Regions from separate parts of the Mus musculus genome. Here region 1 is linked to region 2. A link is a loop called in an ENCODE intact Hi-C map of the cell type or tissue named here. Cell type or tissue: heart. All regions are shown on one strand. Links, peaks and the distances in the headings refer to the core of each region. The heading gives the core; the rest is flanking DNA.

What was found. A loop is a pair of places that touch in the nucleus more often than their neighbours do. Peaks named below come from ENCODE experiments on the same cell type or tissue, not always from the same donor. Only the 100,000 strongest peaks of a DNase experiment are listed, where the experiment ranks them.
Region 1: it touches region 2 in a loop (3-fold over the local background); 8 of 42 quality-filtered maps call a loop at or near these places.

The regions. Positions count from the first base shown.
Region 1 is chr10:80,550,884-80,563,361 of GRCm38, forward strand. Rexo1 (REX1, RNA exonuclease 1) reads right to left here and starts at 10,677. Exons shown (of 15, transcript NM_025852.3): 1 at 10,381-10,677; 2 at 1-182. The coding sequence starts at 10,537. Gm31057 (predicted gene, 31057) reads left to right here. Exons shown (of 3, transcript NR_168571.1): 2 at 2,321-2,446; 3 at 3,104-4,498. In heart, for the core only: a CTCF peak has its summit at 6,633 (motif pointing left); a DNase peak (open chromatin) is centred at 6,738; H3K27ac peaks cover 1,344 bases.
Region 2 is chr10:80,499,057-80,511,534 of GRCm38, forward strand. The region is part of intron 1 of Onecut3 (one cut domain, family member 3); the gene reads left to right. Among named protein-coding and RNA genes, the nearest start is that of Onecut3, 10 kb to the left of the region's middle. In heart, for the core only: a CTCF peak has its summit at 7,337 (motif pointing left); no DNase peak of the experiment used is centred there; H3K4me3 peaks cover 420 bases; H3K27me3 peaks cover 4,283 bases.

The DNA of each region.
Region 1 (12,478 bases), core at 3,760-8,759, 51 kb after region 2:
CCGTGCAGTCTCGAGGAGCTCCTGGTAGCGCCTCTGTTCCAGCTCCACCTCGCCGCGCACAGCCTCGATGGCCTGGTTGACCAGCTCCAGCTCCAGCATGCCATCACCCTGACCCAGAGCACCATTCTCCCTCTGCACAGGAGGCTGGGGCAGCTCTGGGTTGTACGGGTCATAGCCAAGCCCTGGAAGGGAAGAGAACACAGAACAGCCACTGAGCAAGTTTGCTAGAGATGTGCAAATTAAGAGAACCAGTAGTCAGCTGGCCATGGTGGCGCACGCCTTTAATCCCAGTACTCGGGAGGCAGAGGCAGGTGGATTTCAGAGGCAGGCGGATTTCTGAGTTCCAGGCCAGCCTGGTCTACAAAGTGAGTTCTAGGACAGCCAGGGCTACACAGAGAAACTCTGTCTCGAAAAACCAAAAAAAAAAAAAAAAACCAAAAACATAAAAAGAGAACCAGCAGTCCAGAACCTACTGCATACCAGGCTTGGGCCTCAAGAAGCCCTGCTGTGACAATGTAACACCACTGTGACACTGTAACACTGCTGTGGTGGGATCACCCAGTTTACTCTAGGACCTGTGCAGAGGTGTGTGTGTGTGTGTGTGTGTGTGTGTGTGTTGCTGGGGCTCAGTGGGTAGGGCACTACTGGGGACGCACAGGCTTCATCCCCGCATGTACTGGTGTGGTGGCCATGCCCATCACCCAGCTCTAGGAAGGTACAGGCAGGAGGATCAGGAGTTAAAGGTATACTCAGCTACAGAATGAGTTCAACATTAGATTGGGCAACATGAGATCCTGTATCAAAGGGGGTACAAAAAGAGGTTCCCTGGAGAGCACTAAGATGGGAGTCAAGCAGTGTGAGGCTCTGGACTGGCCTGTAGCACCATCCCCAGCCGAGTGCACGGAGGTTAAACTGGCAGCCTTGGCAAGCTCAGGTTCATGAATGTGTCATTCTGACTGACATAGGGTCTCACTGGTTGAAAGGCTAGCTCAAACTCCTGGTCTAGTAGATCCTCTTGGCTCCACCTCCCCTAGAGCATAGATCACAAGCACAAAGCAGCAAGCCCAGATTTTTGTTTTGTTTTTTTGTTGTTGTTTTTTCAAGACAAGGTTTCTCTGTGTAACCCTGGCTATCCTGGAACTCACTCTGTAGATCAGGCTGGCCTCGAACTCAGAAATCCGCCTGCCTCTGTCTCCCAAGTGCTGGGATTAAAGGTGTTCGACACCACACCCGGCGTGTGTGTGTGTGTGTGTGTGTGTGTGTGTGTGTGTGTGTGTGTGTGTGTTTCATTTGAGAATCCAGAGAGCTCTTGGGTGCAGCACCCACTCGACCCACCAGGAGCCAAAGCGATTTAACTAATTCATTCCAGTGCTCAGCCTTCACCACTGAGCTGGCACCTGAACCTCCTGTGCCTCACTGTTTCACAAAGCACCTGAAAGGGAGGGGCTGGAGCCAGCCAGAGCCACAGCAGGCAACCTACAAGCCTACATGTCTAGTCCAGGGGATGACACCTCAGCCTCCATGGGTACCCACTACACCCATGCAGACACACATTCATAATGAGGAGACAAATAGGGGAGCCCACACCTCCTGAAGGACGAGAGAAGGGAACCTCTCTTGCTGAGAAAGGGGATGAGACAAGACGGCTCACGGAGGGGGCGGGGCCCTACTGCTGAGAGGCAGGGGCAGAGGCTGGGTCAAACTCGCACGGACCTGTGAAAAGAATTGGCAACTTCTCTGGACTTTCCCTTTAGTTATTTGATGTAAGATCTTACTGTGCCAGTAGAGGCAGAGGCAGGCGGATTTCTGAGTTCGAGGCTAGCCTGGTCTACAAAGTGAGTTCCAGGACAGCCAGGGCTATACAGAGAAACCCTGTCTCGAAAAACAAAAAAAAACAAACAAAAATAAATCTTAGCCAGCCTGGATGTACAGCTGAGGGTGACCTTGAACTTCTGATCCTCCTGCCTCTACTTCCCAGGTGCTGGGGTGACCCAGGGTGAGATTCCAGGCTTGACTGGGCTGGCTTCTTAAAAAGTAACATTCTAAGGATCAGAGGCAGTGGGCTAGCCATGCAGGAGGCTGAGGCAGGAGGATCAGAAGTTCAAGGCCATCTTAAGCTAGCAAAACACAATCTCAAAAGAAACTTGTCTAGCACACCCAAAGCCCCCCCCCTCCCCGGGGAGGGGAGAGGGAGAGGGATGAAGGAGGAAGAAAGGAGGAAAAATTTAGAAACTAAAACATTCAACCAAGGCTGAACTGACCACTGCACCCAGAGCCCCTGCCAGCAAGGCCCTGCCTGAATGCACACCTACTGTCCTAGGACTCAGGAGACTAAGACAAGAGGATCACACCAGCCCAACGAACAGTAATGCGGGAGGACTGCAGAAGGAAGGCATGGGCCTTTCTATGCAAGCGTGGACACTCAACCTTGCTTCTTGGGAGACAGGTTGGTCCACACAGGTGACTGAGTTCACACTATAAAGGTTATCTTCTTGGGGATCCCCCACCTATAGGGAAGGGTCCTTGAGTCCCAGGTTGGGCAGTGATGGAATGGTCCATCACCCTACTAGTGCTACAGAGAGAGCGCTGGACAGGAAACTGGGGTCCCCAGGTTGAAACGGCACCTGGTCAGCCTGTCTATGGGAGGAATGACCCAAATACAGCTAAGCAGCACTGTCCTGGGTAATTCCTTCCACACATCTGTCTAGACCTCTGACAGGCCACGCCAGAGGCACCAGTCTCAGGGGCAGCATCACACTGGTCCTCTCCTGACAACAGGAAGTCAGTCCCTGGGCAGCACCAGCACCCGAGGTTTCTGCTCAAGGCCAAAAGGCTGATAAAGGCCAAGAGGCTGCTGGGGCCTGGCTCAGTGAGAGCTCTGATAAGAGAGCTCCCAGCCTGGAGGTGGAAAAGGGTGCTCCTCAGACAGAGGGAAGGAGAGGCGAGCGGGCAGTGCAAGGGGTGCTGGGGCGAGGTGCTGGGAGAACCAGTCCACGCTGGGCTGTCTCAGATGCGTTCTGCCGGGCATGGTCCTGAATGCCAAGCCAAGGATGGCCATACAGCCCAAAGGTCTCCACAGAGGACTGTGATCCATCTTTCCTAGGTTGACCCTTTCCACCCTACACTGGGATCCAGGCACGCCCCTCAGCTCAGCACCACTGGACACATGAGGTCATCCAAGCAGGACCAGACTCCGAGGTCACCTTCAGTGGCTCACACACAGAGACCACACATGTCGGCAGCAGGTCGCCAGAGAGCTATGGGAAGCTGCACACAAGTGTGAGACCTGGCCACAGAAGAGGGCGGGAGAGCCTAGGAAGTGCTGCTCAGCCTCAGTATAGGCACACAGCAAGTCTTACCCTACGAGGATCCCTGTCCCCAGGTCATCCTTCAGAGCCCTCCCTTTCCATAAGGCCAGCCCTGTAGGATGCCAAGGGCTTCCAAGCAGATGGAGTTGCTAAGTGGGATGCAAGGGGTGCCCCCTCCATGCCTAAGATGCTGGGCTCTCTGAGGCAGGAACAGCCATGGAGCCTCCATGGTCACCCGACAGTCCAGAAGAGAAGCTGATAGGTAAGGCGGTGGGGCCACATGCTAATATCCTGGAGCAAGGCAAGAGGTAGCCTTCCTTTCCCATGGTCCACAAGGGCTGTGAGCCAATAAAGAAAATTCTCTAAGACCAGCCTGGCCGTCCTAACTGGATCCCAGTGGAGATGGCCAGGGCCCTCTATGCCCCACCCTGACACCAGCAGAGACCCAGTCAGGATGTCTCCCAGGCCCAAGTTGCCAACTCACCAGAGCTCAGGCTGGCGACTGAGGGCCCTGCATCTTCAGAGGAAGAGCATGCTGGCCAGTATTATGTGAACACGGTCCTTTTGTCACTTGTCATGGAGGCTGGTGGGGTCATGTGGGGCTTTCAGACGGTTAAATGCAGCCCTGCCCCCACCACTCCACATGACGGTTTCTGCTCAGAACTATGGCAAGGTCCCCAACCAGGTTCTCTTTGTCACCCACTCAGGTCTGGGACCTGCCCCAATGCCCACCTCCCACTCAATGGACAGACCCAGGACTCCCAGTCCCAGGACTCTCAACACACAAACTCTCAAGTCCTCAGATGAACAGCTCACTGCAGCTGCAGGAACCCTGTTAACAGAAGACCAGGATGAGCTCAGTCCCAGCCTTTCCCACTACACAAGACAGTATCCCACAGCAACCAGTGGCACTTCAGAGTCACCAAAACCTTTCTAGAAGGCTGGATATCAAGTCAGCATGTCAGCAGAGTTTTCTGTTGGCATCTTCCAGCCACTAGACAAACTCATATTGGCCTTCAAAACCTAGTTTAAGGGATGGAGAGATGGCTCAGCAGTTAAGAGCACTGACTGTTCTTCCAAAGCTCCTGAGTTCAATTCCCAGCAACCACATGGTGGCTCACAAGGGATCCAAGGCTCTCTTCTGGTCAGCTACAGCATACTCATAGGCATAAAATAAATCTTTAAAAAAAGCCTGGCATGGTGGTGCACGCCTTTAATCCCAGCACTTGGGAGGCAGAGGCAGGCGGATTTCTGAGTTTGAGGCCAGCCTGGTCTACAAAGTGAGTTCCAGGACAGCCAGGTCTACACAGAGAAACCCTGTCTCGAAAAACAAAACAAAACAAAAAAAAATCTTAAAATAAAGTTTAGGAGTCGCATGACAAGAACCTGCCTCTCAGGGCTGGTGAGATGGCTCAGCAGGTAAGAGCACTGACTGCTCTTCCGAAGGTCCTGAGTTCAATTCCCAGCAACCACATGGTGGCTCACAAGGGATCCAAGGTTCTCTTCTGGTCAGCTATAGCATACTCATAGGCATAAAATAAATCTTTAAAAAAAGCCCGGCATGGTGGTGCACGCCTTTAATCCCAGCACTTGGGAGGCAGAGGCAGGCGGATTTCTGAGTTTGAGGCCAGCCTGGTCTACAAAGTGAGTTCCAGGACAGCCAGGTCTACACAGAGAAACCCTGTCTCGAAAAACAAAACAAAAAAAAATATCTTAAAATAAAGTTTAGGAGCCATATGACAAGAACCTGCCTCTCAGGGCTGGTGAGATGGCTCAGCAGGTAAGAGCACTGACTGCTCTTCTGAAGGTCCTGAGTTCAAATCCCAGCAACCACATGATGGCTTACAACCACCTGTAATGAGATCTGATGCCCTCTTCTGGTGTGTCTGAAGACAGCTTCAGTGTATTTAATAATAAATAAAATCTTTGCCGGGCATGGTGGCACACGTCTTTAGTCCCAGCAGTTGGGAGGCAGAGGCAGGCGGATTTCTGAGTTCGAGGCCAGCCTGGTCTACAAAGTGAGTTCCAGGACAGCCAGGGCTACAGAGAAACCCTGTCTCGAAAAACCAAAACAAAAAACAAAACAACAACAAAAAACCCAAACAAACAAACAAAAAACAACCCAAAAAAAACCAAAGAAACAATAAATAAAATCTTAAAAAAAAAAAACCTGCCTCTCCTCAGCCCCCAGCTACTTCTCAGTTCCCAGCTATTCTCTCCAGAACCAGTGTGAGTCAGTGTCCATGTGCTTGACTGTCTATCCTTCTACCCAGAGTCCCATAGGTGTGCGCTGAGTCAAGGATGGTCAGAGCCTCAGAGAGCCGCAGAGCACGTGGGCCTAGATCACTGGCAAAGTGAAGCAGGGCTGGAGACCTGCCACCCACTCCCAGCACTCCCCGGCTACTGTGGAACAGAGCTCCATCATCCTTAGAAGTGGCTGTCTGCAGAGACCACTGGAGCACTGCAGCACCCACGGACAAGCCACCTTCAAGACAGGAGCATGCCCTAACTCCCACAGGGCTCCTGACTGCCACAGGTACTCTAAGACTCAGCATGAAAGAGCCCCCTTAGAAGCCATACTTCCAGGAGTCAGCTAGCACCCCACCCCTGCAGACCTTCCTAGTTATCTGCCTGTCCTAGACAGGCTCAGTTCAGTGCATCTGCACCTGGCGCTCCCTCCCTCTGTGGGAAGGTGTCCTGGGACAGGATGTCAGCTGCAAACCCCTACTCCAGCTGTCCCTGTACCAACAGTCACCTGAAATCCCAAGTCCTTTATCTAAATGGCAGCAGGACAGACAGGCCACAGAATCAGGTCAAGAGGGTCAGGCGAAGGATGGTCTCAGAAAGCAGCAGTGTCATAACGAAGACAGAGGAGCAATGAATAGGGGCAGATGTGGGACAGATGTAAGCTGGGCAGCTTGCACTCTCCACTAACAGCACTCTAAAGATCACCGGGCAGGTGTGGCAGCTGAGCAGTAGGGGTCGGCATCCTAAATTCTGTCCTGCTTATATATTGGGATGCCCATCTGCCCTCTAAGCCACTTTCCCCAGCCAGTGGAACCAGCTGCCCACCACCAGCAAGGTAGCCAAGGAGTGTAGCCCTGAGGCTCTCTCGCTGGGCAGAGCTGGAACTGGAAGAGTTGGTCGAGGAGAATGTTCACCAGACACCTGACACAGCAGTCCAACCAGAGGACCATGGCGTGTTACTGTCTGTTAGAAGGCAATCAGGGCCTTTCTCCTCACTGATGTCTCCGGGCATCCACAGGGCCAGCTATCCCTGACAACCATGTTGTGGACTGCAGCGCCCCCTGCTGGCATTTCCTGGAGAAGTGGGTCTTTCTCTGGGAAGGAGCCCAAAGTGGCAGGAGTCCCTTGGTCCCGAGGGACTCTAGGTTGCTCAGACAAGGAAAGCCACTTCCAAAGCCCCTGTCTCCCCAGGCAGTGCACCAAGCCTGGTCTAACAGGTCAATGGCAGTCACAGGTCTCATGTGGTGGCAGGGTTCAGTGGGAAGAGGCCAGAAGTGTCTGTCCCCTCTGACCCTCACTGCTCAAGCATGTGCTGTGGGAACTGGGATGGGATCCAGGCCTCCAGAGGCCCTCAAGGCTCAGAAGGAACTTGGCCACAGCCACTTTCTCGCCCCACCCCCCACTCTCTGCCCTAGGAACACCCTCCTTTACCTGACAAAGCCTGTTCCTTCTAAGAAGCTCCACAGCTTCTGTTCTGGACTTGCCCTTAGCACCAAACTGTCCACAGGGAAATATGGGAACACCTCTGGCTGGGCGTGTGTGGAGCCACTCACACTTCACTCCTGGCTGCCACCCACACAACATTGCTGGGGGTCTCAGATGGAGGTTCCAAGGCCCTGAAGACATGGCAAGGGTGGGGGTGGGGTTAGCTCTCTGGCTCAGACACCCTGATTTCTCATTTCTGCTCCTCTCATACATACCCCTCCCTTGACAGGGACAGTAGCTGTGTTGGGGCCCGGGCTTCGTGTACACCAGCCAATAGGAATCCAGAGAGAAACCCAAGGCCCAGTCTTGCCACTCACAGGGGCTACCACCGAGGAATCACCTCCTATGCCCATAGCTCTAACCTCCCTCACTGGTATCAGTGAACAAACTTCCTTTGTCCCTCAGCCTGTCTTCCTCCATAGCACTCAGCATCTCAACAGGGTAACTATGTATCCCAGCTGAGAAAAGGTGGCTAGCTTCTGTTGCAGCTCTGAGCCACTGGAGACCAGTCACATAAGGGTTTGCTTTCCTGTGGGTACAAAGGCCATGGAGGGCTACTCCAGGGAGCCCAAGGGATGCCACCAAGGCTGAGCCACAGGTGTAGGGACTTTATCCTAATCCAGAGCAGCCCAGGCCCAGGCCTCCTCAGAGGAGCACTGAGGAGAGGACAGAAGAATCCCCAGAGCAGGAAGAGCAGGACTGGACATCATGTCTAGGACACCAGGAGATGCCACGAGGAACGGAGCACCATTCCCTGAGGACTGTCAGACACACAGAGAAGCACCAGACCCCAAACATGACCTTCTGGGGAACCAAGTAACCAGCTGTGGCGCAAGACAGCACAGGAAGAACAACGTGAGAGGAAAGGTGAGGACCAAGCACTGCTCAGGGATGGCACAGTACCGGGGACAGCACTGCTCAGGGATGGCACAGTACCAGGTACAGCACTGCTCAGGGATGGCACAGTACCAGGTACAGCACTGCTCAGGGATGGCACAGTACCAGGTACAGCACTGCTCAGGGATGGCACAGTACCAGGTACAGCACTGCTCAGGGATGGCACAGTACCAGGTACAACACTGTTCAGGGATGGCACAGTACCGGGTACAGCACTGGGATGGCACAGTATTGGGTCCAGCACTGGGCACAGCAGAAGACAGCTTCCATCCCCAATCCACAAAAAGGAAGTAAACTTTAAAAGCCAGGATGTCAACTTAGTGGTGGGGGTGCACACCACTGATCCTAGTGCTCTGGAGACAGAGGCAGGAGGATCTCTGTGAGTTCAAGGCCAGCCTGGTCTACAGAGTGAGTCCAGGACAGTCAGGGGTACACAGAGACCCTGTCTCAAAAAACAAAACAAAATCCCACAAAACAACAAAAGGGTGAAAGAGATGGCTCAGGGGTTAAGAGCACTGGTTGCTTTTGCCACGGTCAGAACTCCATCCGTAACACTAATGGCTGAAGGCATACAACTACTTGGAAATTCAGACCTAGGAATCCAATGTCCCCCTCTGGCCTCTGCAGACACACCGAGTTGGACACCCATACAGGCATAAGTCTATAGGAAACGAAAGGCACTGCATGTCACCAAGCTGGGCACTGCAGCCTGAGAGGTCGCCTATGCCAGGCACTCAGGGCCCACCCTGCAGTGAAATCTGCCAAGCTATGCCCCTCCTCTTCCCAAGCACCTGGGCTGAGTCCCCGGCTGACCCGGCAAGGACAATGGCGGCCAGGTGTGGAGCCTGACCACCACACACAGAGTTGTCAAAGGGCCACTTGCAGTGCAGGTGTCCTAGGCCAATGTATGTGTGAGGATGGGGACCCAACAACAAGAGATGTGGCAGGTCATGCCTGGCCCTCAAACTCTCAGAGGGCAGAGGCAGGAAGATCACCTCAAGTTCGAGGCCAGCCTGGGCTACACAGTGAACCTATCTATCCATTTAAATGCTCGATATATATATATATGTATATATATATATACACACACACACACACATATATATATACCATTATTTAAATAAAAGACAACAGCTTGAGAGAGAGTGGTCTAAAATAAACCTGGGACCTGGGGGTGGAGTCAGTGGTGAAGTTCACCAAGCCATTTCTAAGGAACAGAGGCCACCAGAGGGGACTAAACGGTACTCTAGTCAACAATGCCCTGTCTCTCTTTTAGAGATGACCACATATGTAACCCAGGCTGGCCTTAAACTCAAAGAGATTCACCTGCCTCTACCTCCTAAATGCTGAAATTAAAGGCATGCACCACCATACCTGGGTGCCATGCCACTTTTTAAAGGTTTTTGTTTTTAATTTCATCCACATGAGAGTTTGCCTGGGTGATTGCATTTGCACCACACATGGCTGGTGCCTTGGAACTGGGTTTACAAACCAGCCATGTGGCTGCTGGTAACCCAATCCAGGGCCTCTGCAACAGTAGCAAGCGTGGCCCCCACCCCTCAGACAGGGACTCACTGGCTATGGATTTCTGGAACAAGGCTTCCTATATAGACCAGGCTGGACTCAAACTCAGAGGTCCACCCGGCAATGCCTCTAGAGAAACGGGACTAAAAGTGTGCACGCAGCAGGCCCAGCCCAAAACAGAAAGTGCTCTTAAATCGGAGCCATCTCTCTAGGCTCTCCAATGTCTTCTTTAAATGCAATTGGAATCCTAAGGGTCCGGTTAGGGCCATCCCAGAACCTAGGAGGTTGCAGCTTCAGGGTCCTGGGTCCAAAACTAGCCTGGCCTACAACAGTAAAAACAAACAAAAGACAAATAACAAAACCTTAATGTCTTTTCTCTAATACAATACTTCCTACACACTGCCTGATCCCTGAGGCCTTCTTCAAAATGTCATCACACTAATTGCGACATGCTCCCTGCCAAGCTCAAAGTCCACACCCGTTCAAGGCAAGGGGGTTTTCCGCTCGACAAACAGCAGGTGCCCCTATGGCCTTGTGCATCCAACTACTGGAGACAGTGGGGGGGGGGGGGGGACTCATCCCAGGAAACTGTCGCGTTCGTAAACAAGGTATGCCACAAGCGCACAGGGTGGCGTGCGTGGTGACGGGAGGGAATGATATATCGTTCGGAACAAGGTGGACAGAATAAGAACCGGAGGAGTTGCACCAAGTCCCCTAGCTTGGGGACGGGGATGCACGGTCTCTCGCTCCGTCGTGACCGTCTTTATGCTTTAATGACCAGAGAGGTCTAGACATTTGCACAGCATCGCGATGGCAGCTAGGAGAGGGACAGCAATCTGACAGTGCGCGGTCTGGCTGAGCAAGGGAAACATGTAGCACGGGCGGGCTGTGGGACCCAGGGCGGTCCTATGGGCTTTACCTGATGCAGGAGATGCTGCGCCGCCGCTACCGGGAGCGCCGGGACCCCGAGCTCCGCGGTGCCGGAAGTGGCAGTAGGGCCGCCGGCAAGGCCCCCCGGGAGCTCCCGCCCAGTATGGGCAGTCGATGGAGCGGAAGAAGCCGGTAGAACGTAGCATGGTCCGTTCCGCAGCGGGGCCCCGGCCCGGAGATACCCGGGACCCCGGGACCCCTCCTCACACTCGCCCCGGAGGCTTCCGCTCGCGCTTTTCGGACCCCGCCGACGCCGCCATCTTGCCCCGAGGCCCCCAGAGGCCCCCGGGACGCTGTCGCTAGGGACGCCGGGAAGGGCTGACTGAAGTGCGCCTGCTTACAATGTCGTCTCCCGCGGAACTGTAGCCGTCGGAAGACCCGAAGCTTAGGACAAGAGAAGCTTTAAAGAACGCGTGATTATATGCTTCTGGTCCTGAGAACCTTCCGGCACCGGACTTTCGCGGGTGCAGCTTCGCAATCTTGAGCCTCAAGCCCCTGAGAAGCCTGGGCTGTCCAGAGTGCGCCTGGCTGGAAATGCACCGCGAGTCTCCGCTGTAATCTTTGGCTATATAAGGCCGTCGTGCGCCCCCCGGAGGACGAGGAGAGCTTCACGGCCAGGGTTTTTGTTTGATTTAGGATTTACTTTCTAATTCTATGTATGTGCAACATGAGTGTTTCTGATTCTCGCTGAAGTCAGAAAAGGGCTTTGGATACCCAGAAATTGGAGCTACTCATGGTTATGAACGGTCATGTGAGTACTGGGAACCGAACCCAAGTCTCCAATTGCTGTAAGTGCTCTTCACCACTGAGCCAACTCTCTAGCCAGGGTCTTAATTGGCTGAGGTGCCTATCCTGAGAAACCTACCTAATTGATGCTCAAATAGTCACCTAACCACGAGGGGTATCAGTGGGGCATTTCTTTTTTCTTTTTGCCGTGCCTAGATACATACACTAGACAAGGGCACTCCAACTAAGCTACACTCTGGAAATATATTTGATTTTTTTTTTTTTGTTTTTTTGTTTTTTTGTTTTTGCTTTGTTCTGGGGTGTTTGGAGGGAGGCGACACTGTGCACCCGCATGCAGAGGTTAGAGGAGCATACAGCTTCCCACCCCTTTGTTTAGTCTTCCATTTTCTTTCCTTTAAGACAGGCTTCTTCACTGAAGTACTTCAGCTGGGCAGGCTGGCTAGCAAGCTCCCAGCATCTGCTTGCCTCCACCCCAAAGCCTAGGGTGGCACTCACCTGGTCATACCCAGCTTTAAATGGGTGCTGGGGATTAGAACTCAGGTCCTGAGACCTGTGCACAGCTTTCTAACCCACTGAGCCCTCTCCCCAACCGCTTTTCTGTTTTGCTTTTGATTGAGGTAAGGTCTCATGTAACACAGACTGGATGGACTTGCCCATTACACAGTGCTGGAGATGAAACGCAAAGCCTTGTGCTTGCTAGACAGTTACTCCAGTCACTGAGCAACATCCCCAGAACCCCTCTTTCTGTTTGTCTGGACAGGGTCTGGCACTGTAGCCTAGACTGATCTTGGACTTCTGACAGTTTTCCTAAATGCTAAGATTACAGGCCTGAGTCACCATGGCCGCCTGCTTTTTAAATTTTTAATCAATTTATTTGGTGTTTATTTTAAAAGATTCTCCTTCTGCACTCCAGGCTCATCTCATTTTCAAATCTATAAAATCCATCTGCCTCAGCCTCTGGGATCCTAGGATTACAGACTTGAGCCAACACATGCAATTTTGGAAGGGTATTCTACCAGCATTTAACAATTCTCACAGAGAGAAGTCACCTGGATAAGCACTGGTGCATGACGAACATATGACATAGGCCCTGGGTTATTACACAGCCTCAAAAGCAATTCTGGTGGTGTACACCTATAGTCTCAGTCCAGTGGAGGTCGAGGTGGGAGCACACCTGTAATCTCAGTACAGTGGAGACAGAGGTGGGAACACACCTATAGTCTCAGTACAGTGGAGACAGAGGTGGGAACACACCTATAGTCTCAGTACAGTGGAAATAGAGGTGAGAGATTGACTCAGATCATTCTCAGTTACACAGAGAACTCAGGGCCAACCTGGGT
Region 2 (12,478 bases), core at 4,962-9,961:
CCAGCTTTCCCAGGCACTTTTCCCACCAGGGGGGACATATTTGCATCTGCTCCCACACCACCCCAGAATCTCCTCTCTGAGCTGTGTGCCCCACCATCACCACCACCACACACCCCAGTGACAGTCACAAACTGTGATTATGGGAGCGGAGCTGGGGGAGGGGTGGCTCCTGGCGGGTGGGGCGGTCGATGAATTCGAATTACCGTCTGTGATTCATCACCGTGCGCCCAGGTCGATAGCTTCGGCCGGCTTCAAATATTGTTTAAATTGCAACTCTGTACTAAAAAAAAAAAAAAAAAAAAAATCTTTTTTGTAACTGATCAGAAAAATATACAAATATAATGAAATATTCAAAAGAGGAGACAGGAATTCACACACACACTACACATCATTTAGATACACCCCAAACCACACACATATACACACACTGTACACCCACACCCACACCACCCACACCACACATTTAACAGACACACCAGACATCACATACATATACACACTCTGTACACATATGCACACACACACACACACACACACACACCACACATCTAACAGATACACCACACACCACACACTGTACACACATGTACAGTATACCATACACCATACTTACATACTACACATTGTACACACACCGGACACAATAAACAACATACAATACATACACATATCATGCATACACACCACACATGCCCACACATGCCCACACGTGCACACACACACACACACACACACACACATGCACGCACGGAAAGGTCTAGGAGCTGTGGGCTGCTTGGTCTCCCCACAAGGAAACTGCACTTGGGGACGATGCAGATACAGAGGCAACAGGCCAGAGCGCTGGACAGGAAACAGACATAGTGTGTGTGACCACAGGTCCTTGAGACCCTCCTGCCCTGCCCTGTTTCCTCTCCTGTGGGTCCTGGAGAGGTGCTCAGCTGTCTGCCCCTTGTTATTTTATTTTATGTTTCATTTGGCTTTTTGAGACAAGTTTTCTCTGTGTAGCCCAGACAGTCCTGGAACTCACTCTGTAGACCATGCTGGTCTCAGAGCTCCATCTTCTCTACCTCCTACACCACCACCTCCCAGTTTAAACTCTTACCCTTCCATCTGAGGCTGTGAACACATCCTGGTGTCCCTTGGTCTGTCACTAAGGCCAGCTGATCTCCCTGCCTTGCCTCTGGGTTTGGCGATGACTGCTGTGTACCAGTATGTCTACCTTAGGATGCTGGGCTGGAACCCAGGGCAAAAGGCATGCCAGGCCAGCGCTCTCCCCATGCAAGTACAGCCCTGCCTCTTATTCTCAAAGGCCTGGAGTCTTCATGTAAACCTCTGATAGACTCCCCCAACACACACAAAAGGCTACAGCTCCCCACACACCCCAGAAAGTAGAGTCTGTTCCCAAAGGCCTTATTTAGACCCGGGACTCCCCTTTCTCCATTCTTAACTGAGCCTCAGTTTTCCAATCTGAGAAATGGACAGAGTTGCATAAGCCCCTCAGAGTGTTTCAGGGGCTCCTGAAAGGGACTGGGAGAGTGGCACAAGTCCACGTGGGTCAAAAATGGAAATACTCCAGGTCGCCACAGAAAATACACAGTGGCCATCTCCCCAGGGCTATGGGTGGCAAACCTGTGTAAGGCCTTTGTGAACCATTCTCGGGGAGGCAGGTGGGGGGCATGCTGGAGTCCCTACAAGGAGCCCCTTATACCTGAGCAGGATCTGGTCAGGATAACCAGCCTGCCAATCCCACAGAGATTTCAGTCGAAAGCCTCCTGCATACTAAGAAACTGTCCAGCCCCTGACCATGCTCCTAGCGTGGGGGGATTCTAGGCGGGGCTCCACTCTGACCACGCCTACAGTCCTCATGGTGTGTGTTGGGGGCAGGGTGGGGAGGGATTCTAGCCCGGGCTCTAGGACATTGCAGAAACAAGGAAGTATAGCCCCAGGACATCCGTGGGCATTAAGGAAAGACACACACTTTCCAGTGCAGTAGCTGGTGCGGTGTGAGCCCATTTCCCACTTCATAGCAGCCACACAGCAGAGGTTCTGGGCCTGTGTTCGACCCTCTAGCTCTCATGAGGTAACAGTATCCTGGACACTGGTGAGTTGTTTCTCTCTCTGTCTCTCTCTCTCTCTCTGTCTCTCTTTCTCTCTGTCTCCCTCTCTGTCTCTCTCTGTCTCTGTCTCTCTCTCTCTGTCTCTCTCTCTCTCTGTCTCCCTCTCTCTCTGTCTCTCTCTCTGTCTCTCTTTCTCTCTGTCTCCCTCTCTCTCTGTCTCTCTCTCTGTCTCTCTGTCTCTGTCTCTGTCTCTGTCTCTCTCACACACACATACACACACCCTCCTCAGAGATCCTCAGGAGAAGGAAGGCAAGCTTTGTACATTTGACTCCCTAGGACGCTGCGACTTCAATTCCTGGCAGACTGTCCCCACCCCCACCCCCATGTCAGTGTCCCAGGATGAGCCTAAGTTGGTGTCAGAGGAAAGTCAAGTTCACACCTTGCCCTAAATCCAGTCGACACTTCCTATGACCACTCCAGAGTCTGGTAGACAGGAGCAAGCGGCAGGGCTGTTTCTTCTGCTTGGTGAGAAGCTGAGGCTGACCTCTGGTCCTTCTGTCTAAAGATCCCTCAAGGTGGGTTTGATATGTTGGGGGAAAGGCTCAGGCTGCAAAGCCTGGGGGCTTGAGTTTAATCCCTGGGGACATACATGGTGAAAGGAGAGCTTCCATTCTGACCTCTGAAAGTGTGCTATCCCCCCACCTACATCCACACAAACACAGAATAAAATGTAATTTTAGCCAGACAGTGGTGGTGCATGCCTTTAATCCCAGCACTCAGGAGGCAGAGACAGGTAGATATCTGAGCTCAGCCTGGTCCAGGACAGCAAGGGCTACACAGAGAAACCCTGCCAAAAGAGAGAGAGAGAGAGAGAGAGAGAGAGAGAGAGAGAGAGAGAGAGAGAGAGAAGAAGGAGGAGGAAGAGGAGGAGGAGGAGGAGGAGGAGGAGGAGGAGGAGGAGGAGGAGGAGAAGAAGAAGAAGAAGAAGAAGAAGAAGAAGAAGAAGAAGAAGAAGAAGAAGAAGAAGAAGAAGAAGAAGAAAAAGAAGAAGAAGAAGAAGAAGAAGAAGGAGAAAAGTAATTTTAAAACCCACAAACTTACTAAGCCTCTTTCAACTAAATTCCTAGCCTGAACGAAGGCACTCCCCAGCTGTAGATTCCCTATCAACTATTACCTTTCCAGGCCAAAATACAAGCCACACCCATCACTGCCCTGCTGCCTCCAGCTGAGGGGGACTCTTCATGGCCACTATGGGGACTCTGAGCTCCCCTGCCAGAGCCCCTAAGATGCAGAAGGCAGCTTCCCGGGACAGCCTTCCGTCTATGGTCTCCTCAGCCCTCCTGCGTGTATGGGGGGACTTGGGCTGGAGGAGCAGGTGAGGAACAGCAGCCAGGAGGCCTGGCAGTTCGTGAGGCTGGAGGAAGGAAGCCAGGCCGCCCCCGTGCTCTCTTTGTGTTAGCCTGTGAACAGCCTGGCTTTAACCAGGAGAGTTCAAGCTGGTTTGAATCAAGTTTTTAATTAAAAATAGACGGTGATCAATACCCTAGGCAGTGCTGGAGGGGGAGGGTAGAGGCTGGAACCAGAGCGGGCGTGGCTGGGAGGTCCGTGTGACCCTCTGGCAGCTCAAGACACCTGTGGCCTCAGTTTCCCCTAGGCGGATTAACTCCGGGAGTCACACCTCCGGAAGTCACACCAGTGGGCACAGGTGAGGACAGTTGAGGGACTTGAATTATTGTCACATTGAAAAACTACACAGAGAAACAGGATCCGGACCTGCGCCCGCCTGGATCCCCAGGACTCCCCAGGGAAAGCAGCCCTGAGCACCGGTCACTGCTATAGGCGGGCACCTCCGTCCTTGCCACGGACCTCGCACTTAGCGCTGGGGAGCTGCAGAGGGCCCGTCTGGGCCCAGAGGCCTGGATGGACTTGCGGCAAACACCACCCCGCGGCTCTGAGCAGGCCCACCAGCTTTGGGCGGGACGGATCCCTGAAATCCTAGACGGTCGGTTGGTGCCCAGCTTTGAAAGAGAGCTTGCAGGGTCCCCGTTGCCGGGAGGAGGAGCAGCCTCCTGCCCTGTCACTCCCTCTGCGCTGCCCTTCGCTTTCTTCTCTCTCTTCTGGCCTCAGAAATCTTGCAAAATAATTCTGTATTAGCGTTTTGTTTTGTTTTGTTTTGTTTTTGAGATAGAGTCTCATGTAACCCAGACTAGTCGCAGTCGCCTTCAGTGTAGCTGAAGATCACATTACACTCGAAATCCTGTTGCCCACACCATAATATTCATTATTTTTATTTTTGGATTTTTTGAGACAGGATTTTTTTTTTTTTTCTATTTAGCTCTGGTTCTCTTGGAACTCCCTCTGTAGACCAGGCTGGCCTCAAACTCTCAGAGATACTCTTGCCTCTGCCTCCCGAGCGCACTGAAATTAAAGGCGTGTGCGCTGCCCTCCCTAAACACGACCTCGTTAGTTTTATTTTTATTCTCTCACTTGCTCGGGCTCCGGGGAGAGCCGACGGGATACTCGACGATAAAGAGCTCTTGTCGTGGTTTGCCTAGCGGCCTACCAGTCCGCACTCACCGCACAGCGGTTTCCACACAGTTGGGCTCCAGCCCGTCCTAGGTCAGGTGATTTGGGAACCGTGGTTCCCTGGAGAGGCAGGACGCACTTCCGGGGACAGAGCCCAGGGCTGAGAGCCCTTATCAGTGGATTAATTCACTAACAATTGAAGCGCTCCCTCGCTGACCTGCCTTGGCTGGGCCGGCCTCTGGTTTTCAGGCACCTGGTTCCTTTCCAGCCATCTTTTGCTAATTCTTCTTCCAACTGCCGCCTTGCCCTTTGCAAATGACTTATTAAACATCGAAGCTCAGCCTGGCGTGGTGGTACACGCCTGTCATCCCAGCACTTGGGGGACTGAGACAGAAGAATTGCCAAGAGTTTGGGCTACAGCAGCGAGAGCTTAAATCAAAAGAGAGAAAAGAGTCGGAGGGGAGCCCACTGAGGACATTGGGGTCCCGGTCATCCTCAACTATGTAATAACTTCAGGACAACCTGCACTACCAGAGTCTCAAAGTTTGTGTGCGCTGTGCTGTTTGCTCACTCGGTTTACCCCCATGGAGGATTGATCAGTGAGAGGTCTCCTTGACTGAAAGCCCAGGTGGGAACGGCCCCTGGCTGCCCCCACGTCCCTTCCTTGTGACTCTCTAACTCCCAGGTGCCCCTCCTCTGCAGTGAGCAGGCCAGGTGTGTGTGGACGGTTCCAGATAGGCTTTGAAAAATGAAGACATTAAAATCCTCTATGGGAGGGAGGGATGGAAGGGGAGAGGGAAGGAGGGAGGGAAGGGGGAGGAAAAGGGAAAGGGAGGGAGGGAGGGAAGGGCGGGAAGAAGAGAGGGAGGGAGGGAGGGAAGGGGAGGGAGGGAAGGGGGGAAGGAGGGAGGGAGGGAGGGAGGGAAGGGGAGGAAGGGAAGGGGGAAGGAGAGAGGGAGGGAGGGAGGGAAGGGGAGGGAGGGAAGGGGGAAGGAGAGAGGGAGGGAGGGAGGGAAGGGGAGGGAGGAAGGGGGGAAGGAGAGAGGGAGGGAGGGAGGGAGGGAAGGGGAGGGAGGTGGGGTCAATCTGACACCTGATACTGGCTCAGGTGCTCAAGGGGAGCTCTGGGCAGTGTGGGGAGGGGAAGAAGGAATTGGTTTGGGAATCTGTGGGGAAGGGTCCTCACCCGGCTCTCCCACCCACAGGAACCACCTTCCTGAATGTCTTGGGGACTTGTGACCCTGGCAGAGTCACAGAGCCAGAGAGGCTCCTCTCGGGAGCATCTCGGGGAAATTCAGCCTGGCTGGGTTGAGTCACCATGTTGGGGAGAGATTGTTGGTTTCAACGTAGGCCCCCACCCTGCAGCTCATGGTGGGGCAGGACTTGTCACCACGGTAACCAGCCATCATCCCAGCCGGAGACCAGGCTGGTATTGAATTGTGGGCTGCAGGAGTGAGAGTGAGGAGGGGGGACGGGCGCCGCCATCGCTCAGCACACACCAGGCTTAGTAGACGGGGAGGGAGGGAGGCAGGGAGGGGGGGAGGGACTGACTGGGGGGCAGGGGTTGTGGGGGTGCTCTGTGGGTGGGGTGGAGCTGGGGAGGTACCTAGATACCTTTCTATGCCTTTCTTAATTTCTTTCCTTTTCTTTTCTTTTTTATAAAGATTTGATTATTTTATGTATGTGAGTACACTGTAACTGTCTTCAGACACACCAGAAGAGGGCATCAGATCCCATTACAGATGGTTGTGAGCCACCATGTGGTTGCTGGGAATTGAACTCAGGACCTCTGGAAAAGCAGCCAGTGCTCTTAACACTGCTGAACCAGCTCTCCAACTTTCCTTTTAATTTTTAATTTTTTTTTTTGAGACAGGGTCTCTCATAGCCCAGGCTGGCCTCCAATTCCCTATGTAGCCAAGGATGGACCATGAACTGATTCTTTTGTTTCACTGAGAGGGTGCGGGGCAGACATGTGCTACCTCGCCTATTTATTTAATGTTGGAAATGAAACCCAAGGCCTAATGCTTATTGGGCAAGCACTCTACCCACTGAGCTACAAGTATTCTGTCCACTGAAATACAAGCCCTCTGTCCAATGAGCTACAAGCACTCTGTCCACTGAAGTACAAGCCCTCTGTCCACTGAGCTACAAGCACTCTGTCTACTGAGCTACAAGCACTCTGTCCACTGAGCTACAAGCACTCTACCCATTGAGCCCCAGCCTTAGGATCATTTCTTATGGGATGAGGCCAAAGCTTTGCAGGAAGTAAAGTGAAGGGCTTCATGGGTTAGAGGCTATTGTGGCTGGGCTTAAGTGATGTGTAGTTGTCTGTTCACAGTTGCTCCATCCATCTTCCAGAGGGGATGACCCCCTGAAAGCTGACCTGTGTGAGACTCTCCTAATCCGCTCTCACAGCCACGGGAGAGATGAGACCCAGACCTCGACTTTTCTCACACACACACACACCCCATCCCCACGAAACTGAGGAGCTCTGTGTCTTTTTCAACTCATTAAGTATTTTTTCTGCCACCTCTGGGCAATGGAAAAAAAGGGAGTCCCGCCCCAGAAACCTCAGAACAGTTGCACATAAGGCCTTGGCCTGGGGTGGTCTGTAGACTCTAGTAACTCTAGAGAACCAAGAAACGGGCAACGCAGGTTCCCCGCGTGCAAAACCCGGAGTCTAAACAGATTACACCCTAAACTCAGGGTTTTCGCCTCCAGCTGCCATGCCTTTGCGGGATATAACCCAATAGACCGGGAGCGCCTGCCCTCTTCTGGACACAATGTGAACTTCAAGACGATGGGGCAAAGCTGGTGGGTGGCAGGAACACGGGCTCTCTCTCTCTCTCTCTCTCTCTCTCTCTCTCTCTCTCTCTCTCTCTCTCTCTCTCTCTCTCTCTCACAGACACACACACACACACACACACACACACACACACACACCCCAGGGTATGGTGACACCTACTTGTAGTCTCAGCCCTGGGAAGACAGGAACAGGAGATCCTGGGGGTTTGCCCTCGGCCAGTCTAGCCAAACCTACAAGCTCCAAGGCGAGGGGCAGGAGAGAAGGTTCTGTGGCTAAGGGTGGCTGCTGTTTTAAAGGGCCTGAATTCAATTCCCTGCCACATGGAATACAACCCTGTGACTCCAGCTCCAGACCCAACAACATGGGGCAACTCATTGCACATGCCCCAGTGTAGACACAGCTACACACAAATTTTTAAATAAGAAAAATTAATCTTTTTTTTGTTTGTTTTGGTTTTGTTTTTTTGAGACAAAGTTTCTCTGTGTAGCCCTGGCTGTCCTGGAACTCACTCTGTAGACCAGGTTGGCCTCGAACTCAGAAATCCGCCTGTCTCTGCCTCCGGAGTGCTGGGATTAAAGGCGTGCGCCACAATGCCCAACTCTTTTTTTTTTTTTTTTTAATCTTTTTTTTTAAAAAGTTGTCAAGCCATGTTGGTGCGCACCATTAATTCTAATACATGGGAGCAGCAGCCAGCCTGGTCTACAAGGTGAGTTCCAGGGCAGCCAGGGCCACACAATGAGACCCTGGTTTCCAAAAAAGGCGGGGTAGCCACAGATCAGGACAGAGGGGTGGTGGAGGAGGCTTGTATGGGACTGGTGTGCACTGAACACTGTGTGTCTTGGTTTTACTGGTGATAGGAGAGGCCTGTAGACTCACCCCAATCCCTAGAACTAGATGACTATGACCCCAGCCCTGCAGCTGTCAAGGCACCTGTGTGAGGCAGCTCCGATGGCACAGAGAAGGCTGATGGGGCCCTGGAGGTGGCCCTGGGAGCCCAGGCTAGAGGAGGTAGACTCCAGGGTGGGGATCGTGCTATGTTTAATAGTGATTTGAGGACACCACGGTTAACAGTGCGGATGGGAGAGAAGAAAGCAAGAGAGCAAGCCAAAATGCAGCAGAAGTGAGGGCGGGGATGGGGTGGGGAGGATGGGTGTGGCGGGCGTTGGGCAGTTGGCTGTCTAGGTGGCAATGGGGGAAGGGAGGGTGGGATTGAGAGAGGACAGTGGAAGGTGAAGGAGGAGACAGGAGGAAGACATGAAGGAGGAGATGGAGGGGAATGAAGGCGCTGGAGGAGGAGGGAGATGGGAGAGGAGATGGAGGAAGAGAAAGAGGAGATGGAAGAGGAGATGGAGGTGAAGACAATAGGGCAGATGTACGGTGCATGGCAGTGCTTGGAAGGAAGGGAGTCTGAAAGAGACAGTGGAGATGATCACTGGAGGTGAGAGAGAAGAACTCAGCCTAGGATGAGGCTATCTCTTAAATGGAGATGGACCCACACCATAGGTCAGCCTGGGCCCTGAAGAAGAGTCTGTGACTGGCCTGGTGCTCCCAGGCTCAGTTTCCTCTGCACTGAAATGGAGAGAGCTTGGCTTGAGTTGACTTAGAGGCTGACAGCTGCTATAAGGGTCCCTGTAGCCTCATCTTCCAGAATCCTTCTCTTGGGCAGCGGGAAATGGGGAGTGGGGGGACCATGGGTTCAGACAGCAGTTCAGCCTGGAGCCAGGGCTGTGTCACTAGACGGAAGACAGGGAGCAGGCAGTGGTTTCATGAACCATCCACCCAAAAGGGACTTTTTGTTTCTTTCCAGACTTATTCTGTGGCTGGCCTCTCCCCTACCCTGGGTTTGGGGTTCCCCTTTAGAGACTCCAAGAAGATCCACCCAGGTCTGGCCTGTCAATGGTTTGTCTCTGGCTGGCCCTCTCTAGACAAATGATTTACTGTCTCTGTGTGAATAAAAGGAATATTTTATCATAAGGACAGAATAACAAATCCATAGAAAGCTCTTGACAAGAAAATCTTGTGTGTTCTGAGAATCTGTATTTCTGTCCCCTTCTAACAGTCTAGTAGTAGACTGCTAGGTGGTACCATAGGTAGATGGGTGGATGGGATGTGTGGATGGATGGGTGGGTGGGTGGATGGATGGGTGGATGGATAGATGAGTGGATGGGTGGGTGGGTGGGTGGGTAGATGGATAGATGAGTGGATGGGTGGGTGGGTGGATGGGTGGGTGGGTGGGTGGGTAGATGGATAGATGAGTGGATGGGTGGGTGGGTGGGTAGATGGATAGATGAGTGGATGGGTGGGTGGATGGATGGGTGGATGGATAGATGAGTGGATGGGTGGGTAGGTAGGTAGGTAGATGGATGGGTGGGTGGATTGTGGGTGGTGGGTGAATGGGTGGATGGGTAGATGGGTGGATAGATAGATAGATGGGTGATTTCTTCTTCTAGTTGGATCCTCATCCCAGGATGAGTATCTGCCACCACACTCCTAAGAACCTCAGGGAAGACCATCTCCCTTTGTTTCTGTTAGTGTCCATCCGCCAGCATGGAGCACCATCTACCTGCCAGCCTTTGCCAAATATAGGTGCATATTTGTAGGGTTTAGGATGGAAGCCAGGGTCTTACCATGCAGGTTGGCTGGGCAACAGTCAATTTTCATTGTCCACTTGAGGCAACCAAGGACTACCAGGGAATGGCGTCTCAGTGAGGGACTGTAGCGTAGGTGGATGTGGGCCTGTCTGTGTGGGATCACCTTTGTGCTCTGTTATTGTTTGAGTCGGGGTCTCTCTATTATGCGGCCCTAGCTATCCTAGAACTCGATCTGTAGACTGGGTTGGTCAACTTAAAGAGATCCACCTGCTTTTGCCTCCCGAATGCTGGGATTAAAGTCATGCACTATCATAACTGGCCAAGGGGTTCTCTGTTGTGTTACCTTGGGTGGGAAGAAGACTGGTACATTGTCCCTGGATTTGGGTCCTGAACTGTGTGAATAGAGAAGGCATGGGAGGGGGCTGTGTAGACAGCTCAGTAGTTAAGGGCAGCCACAGCTCCCAGCAACTGCAGCTCACAGCCACCTGTGACTCCAGCTCCTGTGATCTGCCTCCCCCTTCTGGCCTGAGAAAGTACTGCACGTACACACGCAAGACACTGCCCCACTCTCAACTAAAAACAAAACTAAAATGTAAAAAGAAAGAGTGGGGAAAAGTCAGCTGAGTTCAAGCAAGAGTGCAAGCTGGGTAGTCACAAGCAAGCTTGCGAGCCGAGTTGTCATGAACCCTTTCCCCCTAGCTCTCTTCACCTCGGTATTTTATTCCAGCAACCAAAACGGGTCCCGCTGCCGCCCGTGCCTCAGATCCCAGTCTGTGTGTTCACACGTGCACGGGTGACGTCAGAGGTTCTCAATTCCTCTCACACTATTTGTTTGGAAATTTGTTTAGTTTTACTTTATGCATTTGAATGTTGTGGCTGCATGTCTGTCTGTGCACCACGTGGCAACCTCAGAGGTCAGAGAGGACGTGGGATCCCCTTGAAGCTCGACTTACAGATGACTGTGAGGCCCCTGGTGGGTGCTGGGAACAAACCTGGATCCTCTGTGCTCACAGACAGTGCTGTAACCGCTGAGCTGAGTGTCCCTCTTGCCCTGATCCACCTTTTTCTTTTTTTTCTTTTTTTTTTTCCTTTGAGTAGAGTCTCTCAGGAGACCTGCGTCTCACCGATTAGGGCCAGGCAGGGTTGTCTTGGGATCTGCCTGTCTCCCAGTCCTCAGCGCTAGGATTTCAGAAGCTCACCTCAACAGCAGACTCTCGTGGGTTTGGAGGATTCAAACTCGGGCCCTCCTGCTTATCTGAGGTCTTTACTGACAGCTTTCTCCCAGCCTTTGTGACATCCTTCATCTCTAAACCCCACCCGCCCCCAACCAGCTTGCCCATCTGCTGAGAGATCCACCTTTTGCCATGGGATGCTCGTGGTTTGGCCATGCGTGTCGAATCCATGACGCAGCCACAGAGACTGTAAGGATTCCATTTCCTCTTTTGTGCAACTCTGCAGATCCTTAAGCCACTCGAGCAATTTCACTGCCCAAGCGGGAGGCAAAACCAACTCATTGAGGCTTGTGTAAGGGAGGCATTCATGAGGCAGTGAGCTCTCAGGACTTACCCTGGAGCTTTCCGTTCCAGGCTGGTACCGCAGCAGTTCCAGAGGGAACCCTCTCCTACAGAGCAACTCCCAGGTTCTCTTCTGTTCTGGCATTTTTCACTTATCCTACACTTAATGTAAGCCCTGAAGGGGGATGGGGGAAAGAGAGAGACAGAAAGAGAGACAGAGACAGACAGAGACCGAGAGAGAGATACAGAGAGACAGTGACAGAGAGACAGAAACAGAGAGACTGAGACAGAGAGACAGAGACCAAGAGAGAGAGAGAGACAGAGACACAGAGAGAGACTAAGAGAGAGAGAGACAGAGAGAGAAAGAGAGAGAGAGAGAGGAAGGAAGGAAGGAAGGAAGGAAGGAAGGAAGGAAGGAAGGAAGGAAGAGAGATCTGTGAAATATCATCCACTCTTGCAGTCCTTGGCTCTCTGTGTTTGTTTGTTTGTTTGTTTTCTTTTTCTTTTTTTTTTTTTTTTTTTGGTTTTTCGAGACAGGGTTTCTCTGTATAGCCAACTCTGCCTCCCTAGTGCTGGGATTAAAGGCGTGCGCCACCAGGCCCGGCTGTGTTTGTTTGTTTAAACAGGCTCTCTATGCAGCCCTGGCTGGCCTGAAACTTGCTATGTATACCAGGCTGGGATTGAACTCACAGAGATCCCCTGTCTCTGTGCTAGAATGAAAGGTGTGACCACTACACATCACTCCCACTGTACCTTCATCCCAGTTTTGTGCTTAATATCAAGATAGTTGGCGAAATATTCTGGTGGAATATACATTTTCCTTGTTTCTTCCTTCCTTTCTTTCTTCCTTCCTTTCTTTCTTTCTTTCTTTCTTTCTTTCTTTCTTTCTTTCTTTCTTTTATTTTATTTGTTTGTTTAATGTATGTGAGTACACTGTCATTCTCTTCAGACACACCAGAAGAGGGCATCAGACCCCATTACAGA